3 separate regions of the Homo sapiens genome follow, and all the other regions are linked to region 3. A link is a contact called in ENCODE Hi-C or POLR2A ChIA-PET data. All regions are on one chromosome and are shown on one strand. The core of a region is the stretch at or near the end of the contact, and the rest is flanking DNA. Distances in the headings are between cores, read along the strand shown.

Region 1 (2,951 bases), core at 309-2,808, 700 kb before region 3:
ACTTGAACCTGCAATAGGTTGGAAATCCACTGATGGGGAAAGAGGGACTTTGTCTTTTCTACTCTGTTGTCTCCTTCCATCCCCTACCACAGCCTGGTGTTGACTTCGAACCTCCTGGTTGAAGCCAGGAGAGAAAAGAGGTGGAGGCTTAAAAATACCTTAATTGATGAGCACCCATATACAGATCGTTTCATATTACATTGCAATTGTGAAGGTATTTCAAAATGTTGTTTACACTTATCAATGTTTTAAAATTATGAAAATAATGATAGTTATTAGGACTGATGCTAAATCTGGTTATTTAATGTTATAAAAATTTTGAAATATTTTGATAACTCTACTTAAAGAGGATTCCTTTGGCAATTCTATGGATTTAATTTATGTACTTAAAAACAGTAACCTAAGAAGGGGTCATCTATTGCCAAAGACTGCTGAGAGAGTTTATAGCATAAAAGCACCTTGGTTTTGGGGGTTTCTTCTCCACCATATAATGTCTCAACTGTTGTCCTATCTCCCTTCCAGACAACCTTCTTGGGTAAAGTCCCTTTAAGGTGATAAGGGCCAGTTCTCTTCCTCCTGCTCATATGGCTGACATCTCCATGGGAAACATGCACCTTTACCAGTGCTTGGCAGAAGTGCAGGTACTCTGTAACCCCAGCAGCCCCTACTCCATCCGCTGTTCAGGTCTGCTAGTTAACTGGTATGCCCTAGTAGGGCGAACTGGCTTTGCATGTTTGAAGTCCTCTTGTAACAATTGGTAAATAACTTCTGCTCTGAGCTCCCGTCAAATCCTCTGCCAATACCCTTGCCTCCTCAGCCTCTTCCCAGGACCTCCAGACCTCCCACTATTCAGGAACCTAAAAGAAAATACTTGGCAAAGCCAGACCCTGCAAGAGCTGACTCCAAATGCACAAATGATTTCAGTTCTCATTTGTCAGTGCTCGGGCCTCACTAGTTGTTGGAACCCTGTGAAACATCCGCACTATTCATTACATCCAAAGGAAGCAATCTAACTCCCTAATTGGGTTTTTCCAGCCTCTCTCACTAGACTTGAGGCAAGGGGACCACATCCCCTACCCACCCCTTCTTGGAATGGCAGTAGGAAAAATACTCCAACACATTTTCCCAAAGAAATTCTCTCTTTAATCTAGCACCTCAATCTTTTTATACCTTTCATGTGGCTTTTGAACCTTATATATTGAGGGTCCGTATTAAATGTTCATTCACTGAAATTACTGCTGACAATCAATCCCTACACACCACACACACACACACACACCACACACACACACACACCTAAATGTGCTTGGCTATAAGAATTTCCCATGCAGCAGACTATTGAACTACAGATTTTTCAGCATTGGCATTTGGAAAAGGCTCAAACCTGAAGGCAGAGAAAACTAATAGCCTAAGGCCTCCAATCTAAAGATAGATTCTACTAATCCTAGGCTGGCTGCCTTGTACAGCTTTGCAATGTCTCCTCCACATGTGAGCCTGGCCCGCTTGCCTCTCCTGTTTCTACATTCTCAGTTCCTTGGCTGGCTCCCCCAGGGATAACTCTCAGTGCCTGCCTGATCTGTGTTACAAAGCAGACATGAATAGCCAGGCCAGAGAGCCATGTACTAATTTCCTGGGTGGCCAATCCCTCTCTCTCATATCCTAGTGCCATTTTAAGGGAAAAGAAATGTAGGACATGGAATAAACAGAGGGAAACCTGCTTGATTTGTTGTTAATGTGTCAGTGTTTTGTTTTGTGGGTTTAACTTGTAGAAGGCAGGTCTTTGTCTTGTTACTCTCTGGCATTTAACAGGGCCTGCCTTCAGTGACTCAGCCGGGTTTCCTTAGACAGAAAACAGCCACTTAGTGCCTTTTACACCACCAAGAAAATGAGATTATTCCTTGAGGAGATCAGCAGCTCTCGGCTGCTGTCGAAAGGGCGCTTTGCCTGTTTGTTTGGCTGAAAGGCACCACGCAGCCCAGGCTTGTTTAAAATTAGCTTCCTCATAAATCACTTGCACAATGAAGTGTCTGCCTCTGCCCTCTGACATATTTGTGTCTCTGTTTATTTTTAATGATGACATGGCTTTTTCTGTTTCCATTTGGCTCTTTACTCTCCACACTCCCAAGCACTAACTTCTGTGGCAAAAGTACAAAATCTAAGAAACTGCAGGGAAGAAAGAGTTCCTTTTCTACCAGCACATAAATGTAGTGGGGAAACTGAGTTAGCCTTGGGGGTATTTCTGGAGGAAATTGCCTCCTTTCTAACTTTGTCAGATTATAATATCCTGAAATTGTACTTTTTGAAAGAGTAAGAGGGTGATGGCAATATTCTGTAACTTGATAGGGGTCTGTGTTACACACGTGTATGTGTTTGCAAAACTCAATAAATGTATATGTACCTTACATGTAAGTTTTTACATAAAGAAAAAAGTAAACTAATAATGAACTCTAATAATATTTATACAGAACTATTTAAGAAGAAGTATACTAGTTTTCTCAATTTACTTTGAAATGCATCCAAAACTGTGATAAATTAATTGATGGATAGATGGACAGACGTGATAAAACAAGTAGAAAAAAAATGTTAAAGGCAAAATATAGATGGTAGGTACAAGTCTGTTCCCTGCAAAATTACTTCAACTTTGCTGCAAGTTTGAATATTTTTACAATAAATTATTAGAATAAATGCTCTCTTGGTGACCCACACTGAATCCTTGGAAACATCAGAGAGCCACAGCTTCTAAAATCCTGTATTCCACCCAAATTTTATTTTTAAAAATCTATATTTATATAGAGTTAAATTGCAATAATTTATGACAACAAGGAAAACAGTATCCTTGACCCAGTAAAAAGTACAAAATACAGAATATTCTAAGAGAGAGGGAAATTTTATTAGTTAGACACATAAGAACCTTCTTCAATTTAAATGGCATGTAACTAGAAGTTCTTAAT
Region 2 (2,899 bases), core at 188-2,687, 650 kb after region 3:
GGGGCATCAGTATTCGTCTAGGGCACAGTGATTCTAACACACAGTCAAGGTTGAGAACCACTTATTTAATTCATCCTGTAAATCCTCACAATAGAATCCTGCAAGGTAGCTTTTATCACCACCTTTGCCGATGAAATTGAGGCTCAAAGAGGTAAATTGATTTCGGCATCTGTAGCCCCAACCTGTGACCTCTCCTTCCTTCCTTCTCGGGCTCCCTTCAGGGATTTCCTGATGTTACAGAAAATGGTATGTATGACGCTGCCCTCCTGGCCACCTTGACATAGCTCTGCTCCCAACAGGGCTCTTCTGAGATAGCAGCCAGACACTACCTGGGATCAGGACTGATACTAAATGACTTCTGCCAAAATGAGGACAACTGAGGCCAGTCACTTCCAAACAGGTTCTGTCACCCTGAGTCAGAATAATGGCAGCTACCTCTCCTCCTCACCGCCCAGTCGTTTCTAAGCCTGGCTCGTCGCCGTTGCTGCTCCGCCAAGCCTTTCCTCGGTGCCCTCTCTCTTTTAGAACAAATTACTTCATCTCCAGGCCCTTCTCAGGGCAGCTTCTTTGCAGGGGCCATAGGGCGTCGGAAAGGTCTTTGGTCCAGGAAAGCCGCGAGCCACAGATCCAAGAGGAAAAAGCCGTTCCCGGCCCGGGCCTTGCCCAAGGCACGAGAGTAAATGCACCTTCCGCGTGCCTCGGCGCACCTGGGCTCACCTGTCCCCTCCCGCAGTGCCTGCAGACAGGGAGGGAGCGCGGCTGGGCCAGAAGGCTGATCACCGCCTGCCCCCTGCTGGCCAGTGTCAGTATTGAGCCCGCTGCCGCTCGACCAGAACGTCCCAGGGATGGAATGAAGGTGCGGGCATTTATGGAGCGCCTGCTGTTTGTCAGGCGAGGTACTGATAAGCGCTGGAGTGTAAGGATGTACGTGACCTGCTCTCAGAGTTCAAATTTAAATGAAGAGATATACATTAATCAAGTAGTCATTCAAGCAAATATGAAATTACAACTGTGGGCTATGCGAACAGATGACGCGAGGGGCCTGTCCAGTCTGGGAGATACGGGTGGGTTCAGGAAAAGCTGCCCCCAGGAGGGGACGTTTGAGCGCCAGGAGCCGCGCAAAGTCATTTCATGTCATCTCTAAAATCCTGCAAGGCGGCTTTCCCCCTTGACAAAACAGGAAATGGGATCAAATTGAGGAAGGAATTCACCCAAGATCACACAGCAAGCTGGAAGCAAATCTGGGAGGAGCTAGGTCCGCCCCGTTCCGAAATCCACACTTTTCTGGAGGTGGGGCAGGCGGTGGCACAGGGACTTGGGGCGGGGTCTGGTGGGCGGGGCATGAAGTCTGGCCCCGCCCCCGCCTCCGAGGCCAAAGGGCGCCCTGGGCGGGGATCGGAGCAGGGGCGGGGTCTTTCCAGGGAGTGGAGCCTGGGCAGATTGGGGCCTGTGGAGGCCGCACTAGGATCGTAGAAGGAGTGGAGCCGTGCTCTCACCCTGTCTTAGAGGACCCGGAAGCGCCAAGTGACTGAGGGCCGAAGACACTCACCTGTGGAGCCTGTGCACGTAGGTAGAGGCGGCGGCTCTGAGTCCAGGAGCTCCAGTGGGCAGCTCCCCAGGTAGGGCCCAACTCGGGGGGAGAAGAGATGACCCTCTCCCCTCCCGCCCTGCCCATCTGTCCTGCCATCCTACATTCCTTCCTTCCTGTCCGCGGGCCTGGGTCCACCCCTAGCTGTAAGATGGGGACGCAGGGGTGGAGGGACTGGCCTCATTTTGTCCCTTTTTCCCTGGCCCAGCGGCTGCAGGCCCCCTGGACACCCAGAACGTAGAGTCTGGAGAGGAGACGTCGAAACCTCCCAGGGGAGGCTGGCCCAGCTTTACCCCAGCCTGACTGTGTGACCTTGAGGAGGACAGCCACTTTCTCTGGTACCCAGTGTCCTCAGTTGCAAAACAGTGACTGGCCCTTGCCCTGCTTGCCCTGAGACTGGGCAGATCAGATGCTGTAGCTGCTGGGGGCTGGGGTGGCGCTTTCTCTCTACTGGGGCACTAGGAGTGCTTACTCTCCTGCTCCCTCTGGTCCTCGGTGGAGAGCCACACCCTTCATCCACCCAAACCTGGGAGCCCCGAGGGCTGAGAGCCTAGTCCTAGGGCAGCTTGCTCTGGCTTCCCTGTGCTAGAGTTGTAGTCTAGCCTGGAAGGCCTGTGAACATCCCCAAGGTGGGGTGTGAGGCCTACGTGGAGTGCACATGCTCGTTTTGCAAATAGTGGTGCCACCATTGTGCATGGCCTTGAGTGCCAAGTTAAGAAGTCCAAACTCCGCTGGGCGCGGTGGCTCACGCCTGTAATCCCAGCACTTTGGAGACTGAGGCGGGTGGATCATGAGGTCAGGAGATCGAGACCATCCTAACACGGTGAAACCCCGTCTCCACTAAAAATACAAAAAATTAGCCGGGTGTGGTGGCACACGCCTGTAGTCCCAGCTACTCGGGAGGCTGAGGCAGGAGAATTGCTTGAACCCAGCAGGCGGAGCTTGCAGTGAGCCAAAATCATGCCACCGCACTCCAGTCTGGGTGACAGGGCAAGACTCCATCTCAAAAAAATAAATAAATAAAAGAAGTCCAAACTCTCAACTGCTGGCAGGGGCAGTTCATCAGAGTATGACCTGCAGTGCCCACAGGACCAGCCTGCATGAGTGGGGCTGTCATGATGCTGCTGCTGATAGGTGTACATACAGGTTTTTATTGCATTCCAGGGCTTTACACAAAGTCATTAGTTACTCACACGTGCCTGATGTTATTCCCATTTTGGAGGCTGAGACTGAGGGTCAGAGAGATGAAGTCACTTGCCCATGGTCACAGCTAGCAAATGGCGGAGTGGGGATCAGCACCCAGATAATCTG
Region 3 (2,762 bases), core at 182-2,681:
GGTAGTCTGGGACTAGGGACGTGGGACAGGGAGTCCGGGCCGGGGCAAGGGCGGGGGCCAGGACCGGCCACGACTCACAGAAAGAACTCGGGAGAGGAGGGGCTGTCGCTGGTGGAGCCCGCCTCCCTGAAGCCGGAGTTGGCGAGTTTCTCGCACTTGACCTTGTAGGCGTCTCTCTCGCGGGCCAGCCGGGACACCTCCTGCTTAAGCTGCTCCACCTGCTGAATGAGCTGCGTCTTCTCATTCTCCAGGTGGTGCTTCTGCTGGACGCGTTTATACCTGCAAGACTGGGCGTAGCCCCGGTTCTTCAGGGTCCGCCGCTTCTGCTTCAGGCGGATCACCTCGTCCTTGGTGAAGCCCCGCAGGTGGCGGTTCAGCTCGCGCACGGACATGGACACGAGCTGGTCGTCGGAGAAGCGGTCCTCCACGCTGCCGTTGCCGCCCGCCGCCGTCGCCGAGGCCGTCGCGTGCGGCCCGGGCCCGGGGTGGCTAGTGGGCAGCTGTTGCGCCGGGCTAGCGGCGCTGGACGGCGGCGGCGACGCTTGGTGATGATGGTGATGGTGCGGGTGAGCGTGCGGGCCCAGCTCGTCGTGGGCCACGCCGGCGCCCGGGTACGCGTGGTGCGGGTGAGGGTGGTGGTGATGGTGGTGGTGGTGAGCGCCGCGAAAGCTGTCGAAGCTTTGCAGCGGCTGTGGCACTGGGTGCGAGCCGATGAGCGCTTCCACCGCGTCCTCGGGCGTCAGGTTGAGCGCCTCGGGGTTCATCTGCTGGTAGTTGCTCGCCATCCAGTACAGATCCTCGAGGTGTGTCTTCTGTTCGGTCGGGCTGAAGCTGGGCGACGAGGGCACGGAGCTACACGGAGTGCTGAGCGGTGTGGAGGACACCGAGCCGGCTGGCTGCAGGCGTGTGCAGGGCCTGCCCGGACGCTCCGCGCGCCCCAGTGGCTCCTTCTTCACGTCGAACTTGAGCAGGTCGAAGTCGTTGACATACTCCATGGCCAGCGGGCTGGTGGGCAGCTCTGGCCCCATGCTCAGCTCCGCGGCCATCGCTGAAGCGAGGCGCAGCCGCCGCTGCCGCCCGGGAAACTTTGCGGCCGGCCGGAGCGCGCCGAGCCAAGCGCGGGGGGGAAGAGCGGAGAAGAGCTGGGGAGGCGGGGAGCGAGGGCGCAGCGGGCCGGGGCCGCCGGCCAAGCCTTTGTCTGGGGACGCGGCGGCGCGCCGGAGAGTCCCGAGGCTGCCTGCACCGCCCCAGAGCTCTGGGCTGTGCCCGCGCAGGGACCGGGCCGGGTAGAGTCGGGCGGGGTGGAGAGGCAAGCGGAGCGCGCGGTGGGGCTGAGGGGAGGCGTGGGGCGAGTGCCCGTTGCTCGCTCTCTAGCTCTCTTGCTCTTACGCTCTCTCGCTCGCAGCCGCTCGCAGCTCGGCGGTGCAGCTGTGCTGGATCCGGCGGCGCCGCAGCCTTTTATCGCCTCCTGATGTCACTGGGGTGCGGGGGCCCGGGCGGCCCGGTGCGCGGGCCAATAGCTGCACGGCCTCCGCGGCCCAGCGGCGCAGGGCGGGGCGCGCCTGACAGCTCCCCCGCCCCCCGCGTCAGCTGACTGGCGGCCCGAGCGGCCCCGGAGCGGCGGAGGCCTGGCGGAGCGCTGGAGCGGAGTGGGACGGCCAGCCTGGGCCCACCCCCGTACCCTGCAGGTCCCGGCCCACGCACGCTCGCCTGGAGTGCGCGCCCCACCTCTAGGCCAAATCACCGCTTTCCCCTCCTCGCGCACTCTCCTCCCTCAGTTCCCTTTGCACCCCACCCCCATCCCGTGTCACCCCCAAGGAGGCTCAGAATGAGCGCCGGGACAACGCCTCCTGGGCCCTTTGTTCCCAAGCGGCCCCCGCCCAGTGGGCGACGCTCTGTGTGTCCTCGCGGCTTCTGGCCGTGTGTGTCGTGCGTTCCTGTTTCTGGAGATCTGCGCGTATTTGTATGTTGGGGAGGGCGGGCTCGAGGCTCCGAGAGTTGTGTTCAGACCCAACTCTTAACCTCAGGGGACCTTTCTCAGGCCAAGCGAGGGCCCCTCCTGGCGGGTGCAGTCGCAGAGCCCTGAGGTTCGACTCCACTGGCCCCGCCGCTCCCCGCGTTCACCCCACCGCACAATGTTCACAGTGAAGGCGACGGGAAAAGCAGCAGCCCAAAGGCTCTGAATTCCTCTTCCCCGCCACACGCACGGAATCCTGAGCCCCCGGAGCCTCGGGGCCGAGGCCGGCCCGGGACGGTGCTCCGAGTAGCTCTCCACTGCTGGGGAGCCGGCCCTGTTTTTGTTTGAACGTTTTGTAACGATTAAGCAGATCCCGGCGTCAGCCCGCCGCGGAGAGGCTCAAACAGGCATAAAGTGCGACCCCAAGTGGCCACTGTGCGCAAAGGCGCCGCGACCGCCCGGCCCACGGCCGGAAGGCTTGGACGGCGCCTCGTACCCAGCCAGGTCTCCCCTACCTGGCCCAACCCAAGCCAGCCCAGAACGCATACTATGTGTGCACCAGAGCCCAGGACAGGTTCCCCTCGAGCGATGTACAGGTCCTCGGGTCCCGTCTTCGTACTCAGCCGCGAGCCTCGAGCCGCGAGCTCCGCTCTGGTCGCCCCGTTGAAATTCCGTGCCCCAGCGTTCGGGGGTGCCCGTCGGCTGCTCCCTGGGCCGGAAGGTCCTGGGCGGAGGAAGGCCGGTAGCCAAAAGTGGAAGCGCCACAGTGAAGCGGCCCAGGGCCACCGGGTGAGAAACCTCCCCG

What was found. Hi-C counts contacts between places; a loop is a spot of excess contacts on that map. ChIA-PET counts read pairs that join two places held with the same protein, here RNA polymerase II (POLR2A). Pooled maps may share reads with other maps.
Region 1: a map of gastrocnemius medialis shows a loop between it and region 3 (22-fold over the local background). The contact joins the enhancer-like site here to the promoter of MAFB in region 3. A Hi-C loop is called at or near these places in 3 of 168 maps with a recorded cell type or tissue (gastrocnemius medialis, heart right ventricle and sigmoid colon) and 12 of 50 pooled maps.
Region 2: a pooled map shows a loop between it and region 3 (8-fold over the local background). The contact joins the promoter of LPIN3 here to the promoter of MAFB in region 3. A Hi-C loop is called at or near these places in 2 of 50 pooled maps. POLR2A ChIA-PET finds 5 or more read pairs at or near these places in 2 of 52 experiments (HEK293 and WTC11).

Annotation. Positions count from the first base shown.
Region 1 is chr20:39,984,779-39,987,729 of GRCh38, forward strand. No RefSeq gene overlaps it. Among named protein-coding and RNA genes, the nearest start is that of LINC01370, 18 kb to the right of the region's middle. RefSeq lists an enhancer at 1,012-1,715. Within about 2 kb of position 1,559, at least 19 of the 41 ENCODE cell types and tissues checked have a DNase peak (open chromatin) inside an H3K27ac peak, as active enhancers do; they include gastrocnemius medialis, heart right ventricle and sigmoid colon, where a contact is called at or near this core.
Region 2 is chr20:41,339,384-41,342,282 of GRCh38, forward strand. It overlaps LPIN3 (lipin 3), which reads left to right and starts at 1,438. Exons shown (of 20, transcript NM_022896.3): 1 at 1,438-1,619. RefSeq lists an enhancer at 1,050-1,099 and a silencer at 1,260-1,419.
Region 3 is chr20:40,687,805-40,690,566 of GRCh38, forward strand. It overlaps MAFB (MAF bZIP transcription factor B), which reads right to left and starts at 1,432. Exons shown (of 1, transcript NM_005461.5): 1 at 1-1,432. The coding sequence starts at 1,046. The coding sequence ends at 75. RefSeq lists silencers at 1,295-1,364, 1,385-1,694 and enhancers at 1,645-2,622, 2,623-2,762.